Linked DNA regions of Mus musculus: region 2 is linked to region 1. A link is a contact called in ENCODE Hi-C or POLR2A ChIA-PET data. All regions are on one chromosome and are shown on one strand. Each heading gives the region's core, a stretch centred on a gene start or an enhancer-like site at or near the end of the contact. The rest is flanking DNA. Distances are from core to core; before and after follow the strand shown. Region 1 holds the start of Errfi1 (ERBB receptor feedback inhibitor 1). Region 2 overlaps Park7 (Parkinson disease (autosomal recessive, early onset) 7).

Region 1 (3,931 bases), core at 1,257-3,756:
ATCCTATTTCCAAACTGAAAAGGGCTCGAATTCCACATTTTAAAGATATATTCAGCAAGGCCTGGGAAATCAGTCACTTTGCAATAGTCCCACTCCAATTTTACAGTACAAAGGAATTGACTAAAATATCAATGAAGACTCCTAATCTTGTCTTTTGAAGTTTGAATCCCACACTTTTTTTTCTTAACACCCATCCTGTTAAGCTAGTAATTTATAGTTTAGACCCTGAAGTTCACCAGTTTTATCCACATCAAGTTTAAACTGTGGGAATGATGCCAGAATACCACAGGTGGATGGTTTTTATCTAGTTACTGTTCATTAGCTTTCCCATGTCCTGGCCAAATGTCTGCAAAGGATGCTATCTACGTGCATCTGGATGGTGAGGCACCAGTTCATATTTATGGAGATTAGGAGCAGAGCTGCTTCTCTGGTAGAGGGAGCCAGGGACATTCAAATTCCTAGAATTACCCTGGGCACCACCTTTCCCTCCTCTGCTTGCCTTTCCAAAGCAACCTGATGTAGGTATGCTGACAATCAGGTCAGTTGCAAGCTGGTGTGGTGCACCTGTAATTTAGGGAACTTGCTTTTAAAAGCTACTATTAGTATGAGCTGAAAGGCAGTATTCATCTAGTACAGCTTTGGAGAAGTGGCAATAAAGACTCAGTTTCATAAAACATAAAACACCTAGAGACTACGACATAATTAAGTCATACAAAAGGCTCACCAGTATCTACTATGAACCCAAAGTAGGAAATCCAACTCATTAAAAAACAATAATTCTACCTCTCAAAAATATGAGAAATCCAGACATTTCATAGCAGCTATTAACAAGGAACAACAGATTTTCTTTCCAAACCTTATCAGTTCTTGGACCAATCCTGTTAAGCCTTAAAATGTAAACCATGCTTTCCTGCATGTATTTAATCAACATGAACTATATTCAAGGCTGTGTAAAATAAGAGCTGTTCAGGGCATTTTCCAGCCCTTAAGGAGTTTACCATCTGATTTATTTGCCAAGATACAGATTTACAGTTTGAGATTTTTACCACTGATCAGCAAATGTCCACCAGTGCACAGGAGAGGGAGTGAAGGCCATGACAGAGTGCCCAGCCTTTTTAAACATCTTCATGTATTTCCTCTCAAACCTGATAATATCCGCCAGAGTTGACAGGTTAGTACGAAACCAGCTTATTCCTTACAAAATTTGCTCTTTTACTGATAAAGGTATTTAGATTATCTTTGGTCTCTATTTTGGTAAAATCTCTCTTAAAATCTCCATGTTTCAAGAAAAAAAAAAATTTAAAGGCAAGAGCCACCACAGTGAACTCAAAAATGTCCCAGTCTTAATAGATGCATATTCACTATACCTGTATAGACTTAAGGAAGTGTAAAACTGTAGAACTTTTCTTTTTTCTTTTTTTTTCCAGGATGAAAAAAAAAAAAAAGGCAATTTATACCTCACCTTTCTTCACCCCTGACAGTTGCCTGGAAACCAGTCCTGCCCTACCTGTGCTACAGGTGTACCTCCCGTCACATCTCTTTTAAAGCTACAGTCTCTATTCTTACTACACTTAAGTTTATGACTAACAATCTATTCACATTTTTATCAGGTAGGAGACTGGTTTCTTTCAAGCAATGATGAAATCCTAATAAAGACTGAGGAAGCACCCATCCAGCACCACCAATCACGATTAATTTGAACAAAGATAGGATATACGTATAAAAACAGGATACTGCCAAGGAGCCTTGGCGTTTGAACAGTTCTGTCTGCATTTTCACTCCTTTAATATATAAGTCATTTAAGGCAAAGAATCATGTTTCTGGAGAGGAAAAGGCCACGGAACAACTCGGATGAATTAAAACAAATATTTTTTTTTAAAGGGGAATGACCTTCGTCGCCGAGTCTCACCGAGACTCAAGACTGGTACCAACCAGGGACTAGCAATCTCCGAGCCCACCCGCGACAGCTTCTCGCAGAAGCTTTCCGGGCCGGACCGACGGGTGCGCGGGGTGAGAGGGAAGATGGAGGGGGCCGCAGCAGTTCCACCGCATCCCTGGGCCGCAGCTGCACCGGGAAGACCGTGGAGCCGCCGCTCCGGAGCCCCAGGCTGTGGAGACGTGTCGTGTGCGCGCCGGTGCATGGCCCCGGCGAGAAGCCGAGGGCGCCCGCGGCCCGCCGCTCCTCACGCACCCCGGCCCATCCCGGGAAGCGGAGTGCCGGAGGCTCCGGCTCCAGCCCACCGCCCGTCCGCCCGCCCTCCGCGCCCCGGCCCCACGTCTCCCGACGCCCGCCAGGCCCCTTACCCCAAGGGAGCGGGACCCCGCGGCGCCCTCCCGCGCATGTCCGTCCCGGCTGGCTCAGCGCCGCGGGCTTAGGGGCCCGAGCATCGCGCAGGCGCCTCGCCGCTCTCTTGCCCTCGCTCTTTCTCTCTGCTCGCTCGCAGGCTATGCTCGCGCTCGCTCGCTCGCACAGCTCACGCTCCGCGCCTCGCACTCGGCCGCCGACGCCGGCGCAGCCGACGCCCGTATTTATACGGTGAGCGACAACGTGACGTCAACGCCCGCAGCCCCGCCTCCTTCACGCAGCCAATCCGGGCGGGCGGACGCTTAAAGGGGCGATGCCGCTACCGAAGAGTTTGCGTGGGGCCCGCCGGGCGGCGCTAGCAGCCTCGTCTCCTGAGGGGACGTTTCTATTTGGGCCGCCTCTGTGCGAGCTGCCTAGCCTAAGGACACCGAGTTTTCCTTAGAAGGTTGTGAGCGGCCCTGTTTCCATCCCCGGGGAGGGAAGTGACGCTGAGATGCACTTGGATCCAAGAAACTCAGGGAGCGGGAGAAAATGGGGATTGGAGAGGAGAGGGGCACCCCGAGGTGTATATATGTGTGTGTGTGTGTATGTATGTATGTATGTATGTATGTATGTATGTATGTATGTATGTATGTATGTATATCGAGGGATGGTCGAGGGATGGCGAGGAGAGTGATGAAGAACGGAGGGGGACGGTGAGGAACAACGAGGGACTGCTGTGATGATGCGAGAGAGATGAAGGGCGCTACAACCAGGGATGGATGACCATGAAGAAAGTGGTCTCTGGGAAAGAGGGCAGCGGACTGAGGGGCAGTAAGGGACAAAATGCGTCTGAAGACAGGAAGGGGCAGGGAGTGTCTGGCTAAGGACAATAAGGGATGGAGGGGCAGTGAGGAGCAGTGTGAGGCACTGCGGGACTTATAGAGAACCTCACTAATTGATCTAGGTAGTTAAGGGACGGTGTGGGAAAGGAAGGGACAGAATGGAAAGGTGAGGGGCAGCGCAGAAAGGTGAAGGACAAAGGGGACTGGGCAGTGGGCCATGCTGTGTGGGCAGGATCAGGGAGGCCTCACTCCAGGCTCCTCTGTACTTGGCTTGGCCTCCAGCAAGGCTAGGCTGATCCCGGGCACCTCCCCCAAACCTGCCCCCAGCCCTCTTGGCTTACCTGTCAAAGTGCTGTTCTCCATGTCTTTTGGCCCCAGGGTGGCCGCTGATGCCCAAGGACAAAACGCCATCAAGTCTACAGGGAGGAGGGTTCGTGGGGCAGAAATCCGGTGATGCAACTTAGGTTTATAGTTTAACCGTAAAATAAATAATACAATGATAAACCAGAGTAGTTCAAGAAAAAAGGCAAACAGACAGAAGCCCTCCAGTTTGGACTAGTACAAATTCCTCTTAATGGCACTCCACAGAGTAGAGAGCGCAGACCTATGGCTGACCTCTGTGGTCCGCACACAGAGCCCTTCCTGCACTGCAGCAAGAATGCCTGATAGTTATAGGCTTAGCACCACCTAATTGAGCCAGTTTAACATATGGAATGAGGTGCTGGCCTCATTATCTGGTTAACTATTAACTTTGTGCCCCACGAACCAAGTTGCTTCTTCCAGTATTGACTTGATTTTTTTT
Region 2 (4,156 bases), core at 368-2,867, 47 kb before region 1:
TCGCCTGCCTGGGTGCGTGCTGAGTCTTGGCTTGGGTGCTCTTGAAACCCATGGCTTCAGATGAGCTCTCTCGTACATATCCTGAGCCTTGAGACTATAACAGTTTGCTTCCTGGCCCATTTCAAATCCTTGATGTGGCTTTCCTCTCAGGTGACGGTCTGGCATCCGGCGTCTTCCTCATCAGATGCCTTTTAAGTGTGTCACAGAACAGGTGAATCAGTGACTGAGGAGTGGATGGTTTTGTTTGGGGACCAAGGGACTCTATCTTAGCTCTGGTGCCCTTGCCTCCCCCAGGGGACAAAGCAGATACTGTAGAGACATCTGTGGCTGCTGTCTTACTGAAATGACATCAGACTGACAAGCGCCATCCTTCGGGCAAAGGCTGTGTGCTCCTCCCCTGTTTTAAGATCCTTCCTGGGAGCTGGAGAGATGGCTCTGCAATTAAGAGCACTGACTGCTCTTCCAAAGGATCCGGGTTCAATTCCCAGCAACTACATGGTGGCTCACAACTGTCAGTAACTCCGGTTCCAGAGGATCTGACACCCTTGTGCCAATGCATATAAAATTAAGTTAAATTCAAAACAAAACAAAACAAAAAATCACATTTGGGTTGTCTGGGAGACCAGGCTGTAACTGCCGTGCTGAGGGAGAGGCAGGGCTGCTGTGAGTTCAAGACCATCCTTAGCTACGTAAGAGAGCCTCTCTCCACTGAAGGAAAGAATGGAGGGAAAACATGTGGAAAAAGCTCTAAAAGTTCCCAGTTTAGGACCAAGCATAACTGAGCTGTATGTGCCTAGCATGTGAGAAGCTCCATTCAAAACCGACATACAAAGCCATTCTAACTCCCTGAAGTGACAGAGGTTGTGGGCATCATGGGATGCCACGATTGCATGCTTGAGAGCACATTAGAGAGCCACTGGGAGCACCTACGCATTGCCCTGGGCATCCCGTCTTAGGCTCCCACAGCTCTGACTTCCTGCCGTGCCGAGGCCCAGGGATTTCTGTTGGTTGGTGGTCTTGCAATCCCTGTAACCTGGACTGTCCTGACGGTGGGTACGAAGTCATCAGGGGGCTGGTGTCCTTCGCTGACCTGGGAGACCGGCCTCCCTAGGGTTTGCCTGGGTTTGTTCTTAGACTTGGCTGAAGGTAAACTGCAGTGTCATCGTGTTCCGAGTCGCTGACTGGAACAGCAGCAGCTGGCTCGCTCACTTGCGCTCAGTCAGACCTGAGGGCCTGGCCCTCCTCCGAACCAAGTCACTGTTAAAAAAAGAAACATTACTAGCAGACTGTCCTGTGTCACGGTCTCGGGATGATAAACAGAAAACTGGGGTGGCCCAGGCAGGGAGTGGAGCTCTGTAATGAAGCCTGTCTTCAATCAGCAGTCAAGAGTGACCGTGATGTTACAGTCAGGAGCTCCGTTGTTAGCATCACCCTCGGTGCTGCTGAGTCCAGAAGAAAGTCATCGCAGGGAGGCTTTCCTGAGGGGAGAGAAGGAAGCTTGCAGTGAAGCTTGTAGGTGGCCAGAAGCAGGGAGTGGAAGGACTTACCAGGAACCAGGACACCCAAGGACTTGTAGTTGGTGGGGTGTTCTTCAAGTGTCCACCAGGTGGCGCTGTAGGAAAGGGTGGGGTCTGCTGCCTTGAGCTTGCTGCCGGTTCCCAGAGCTAACTCTTGGCATGGCCTTCTTTTTGTTTGTTTTGTTTTGTTTTGATTTTTCGAGACAGGGTTTCTCTGTGTAGCCCTGACTGTCGTGGAACTCACTCTGTAGACCAGACTAGCCTCGAACTCAGAAACCCGCCTGCCTCTGCCTTTGCCTTTGCCTCTGCCTCTGCCTCCCGAGTGCTGGGATTAAAGGCGTGTGCCACCACGCCCGGCTGGGCATGGCCTTCTTTAGAGGCTCAGATAATGGCAGTGGTAAGTTGTTTTGTCTTCATTTTCAAATCAGGCCTTTGACCACATTAGTTAGTCACTTACTATGACAGGAAGGCGGCCGTGCACACCTTGCCCGGTGCTCACGGGGCTCATGGCGGGAGGATGCGCCTCTGTTGTGTTTAAGCAGTGGGATTTAGAGCCGTGACTGTTCAGACTCGGGTGTTTGCTTTAGAAGAATACTTCTGGTAAACTCTTTGTTTTGTCTTTGTTTTTCTGGGGCAGAGCCCTCTTTGTAGTCCTCACTGACCTGGGACACGCTCTGGAACTGACTCTGTAGACCAAGCTGGCCTGGAACTCACAGAGATCTGCCTGCCTCTGCCTCCTAAGGGCTGGGGTCAGGCGTGCGCCACCTCACACGCTGTATTTCTGTTTTACAGCACAGGTTCTCTCTCCCCTCTCATCTGTATATATACATCTTCTTCCTAGGTCCTACGGCTCTGTTGGCTCACGAAGTAGGTTTTGGATGCAAGGTCACAACACACCCACTGGCTAAGGACAAAATGATGAATGGCAGTGAGTATATCCCTCCCTCCCTGTGCTTCCCTATATGACAGAATCCTAGCCAAGTGGAGGGCTCCTGGCTCTGCACGCACTTCTCAGCGGCGCCAGCCCAGCCTCAGCCTGGCCACCAGAACCCTGACTCGACAGCGGGGAGGGTTGTGAAGTGCTAGTTTAGGTAGTGTTTTTACCGAATCCGTGACAGCAGTTTCAGCAAATGCCTTTTGCCCACAGTGCACAGTGCTGCAGACCTTTGGCAATGTCTTCAGTGGGCGGCCAGCTTGCTTGGTGATGCGTTTCCTTCCTATCAGCTAGGCATTTGAGTTTTATTAACCCTCTGAAAGCAATTTCTCTTTCTGGTGAAGTGAGCAGACAGGGTAGGAGGGCTGACGCGAGGCTGGATGCCCCTCCCCTTGCGCTTTCCTCCTTGCGCTTGTCAGTAAGGCCCGTGACGTGTCCTCTGTGACTCTAAAGCTCCGCTGTAGCCTTTCCAGGTAGTTTGTTATTCAGATCTAGTTAGGCCATTCTGCAGCCTGCTTTTGTGTTTGAGATGGGCCCTCACTGTGTTGCACAGGTAGCTTTGACCTGGACTGAAGCCATCCTCCTGCCTCAGCCTAAATGGGCGTGCAGGTGTGTGCCATATGAGGCTGCACCTTCTCACCTCAACCTCGTCATTACCTTTTTAGCTTTGGCAGGTTGACTTCACTGCTAGTTGGATTTCCTGTGTCTTGCTTGTTTCTTTGGCTCCTGGGTGTGGGCTGTGGTTGGTTTCTGCTTCTTTGCCTATGTGAACCCATGCTGTCGAGAAACTTCCTTAAGTTGCTATTTAATTTTCAGTTATGTGTGTGCATGAGGAGGTGTGCACAGAAGCCAGGAGAGGATGTTCTGTCCCCTGTGAGCCGAGTTACAGGCAGTGGTGAGCTGTCTGGCGCGAGTGCTGGGAATGGAACCCGGGTCCTCTGGCAATAGCGGGACATGCTCTAACCACTGAGCCATCTCTCCAGCCCTGAGAACATTCTTAAATACATACCTGGGCATAACTAGAGCTCCCTTTTTGAAGTAAAATAGTGTACACGCAGTTTTTAAAAGTTCGTACCTTTTTGTTTTAGAGGCTAAGATTCAGCAGTAGAGTGTGTGTTTGGTGTGCAGCGACACATGGAGTTGCTCTGTGACTGCACTTTCGCGTGTTCTTAGCTTTGTCCCAAGTGTTGTTTCCCTGAAAGCCTGTTGCTCTGTTTCAGTTATTAGAGGGAGACTGACTGTCAAACTGGGTGAAACCGCTCTGTTATGAGCTCTGGCTCTTGGGAGTTGAGTTTGTGTGAGCCTCAGGAAGTGAGGTCAGGGTAGGAAGGATGGCACGAACTCAGGCTGCGCTGTGCACCGTGTGCGCCATGTGTACCATGCGCACAAGGGGACAAAGCACATGCTGGTCCTGTGTCACCTGAGCTTCTGAAACACGGGTACTGAGGGCACACAGTGGGACCTCATAGCCTACACAGTGCCCAGCTTACCTGGAGCCTACGGTGTCTTGGCAAGGCAAGGAACCCGGCTCCCCTCCCCTCCTCTCTGTAATGAAGGCTCTCCCTCCCCTACATCATTGCCAGGGTCAGTAAGTCCTGGTTTTAGGACACTCTTTGTCCATTGTACCCTTTGAAAGCAGTCTGAGGGACAGTAGCCATCCTCCACGTGACTCTTGTAGGCGAGGTTCTTCTGGGGGCTCCGTAAC

The links. A loop is a pair of places that touch in the nucleus more often than their neighbours do. ChIA-PET counts read pairs that join two places held with the same protein, here RNA polymerase II (POLR2A).
Region 2: a map of heart shows a loop between it and region 1 (3-fold over the local background). The contact joins the enhancer-like site here to the promoter of Errfi1 in region 1. A Hi-C loop is called at or near these places in 14 of 37 maps with a recorded cell type or tissue (T-helper 17 cell, adrenal gland, gastrocnemius and 2 more). POLR2A ChIA-PET finds 5 or more read pairs at or near these places in 4 of 5 experiments (Patski and embryonic stem cell).

The regions. Positions count from the first base shown.
Region 1 is chr4:150,853,645-150,857,575 of GRCm38, reverse strand. It overlaps Errfi1 (ERBB receptor feedback inhibitor 1), which reads right to left and starts at 2,506. Exons shown (of 4, transcript NM_133753.2): 1 at 2,305-2,506. It overlaps 1700045H11Rik (RIKEN cDNA 1700045H11 gene), which reads left to right and starts at 2,627. Exons shown (of 4, transcript NR_040649.1): 1 at 2,627-2,750.
Region 2 is chr4:150,899,297-150,903,452 of GRCm38, reverse strand. It overlaps Park7 (Parkinson disease (autosomal recessive, early onset) 7), which reads left to right. Exons shown (of 7, transcript NM_020569.3): 6 at 2,359-2,445. Among named protein-coding and RNA genes, the nearest start is that of Park7, 8.5 kb to the left of the region's middle. Within about 2 kb of position 1,617, at least 1 of the 3 ENCODE cell types and tissues checked has a DNase peak (open chromatin) inside an H3K27ac peak, as active enhancers do; it is heart, where a contact is called at or near this core.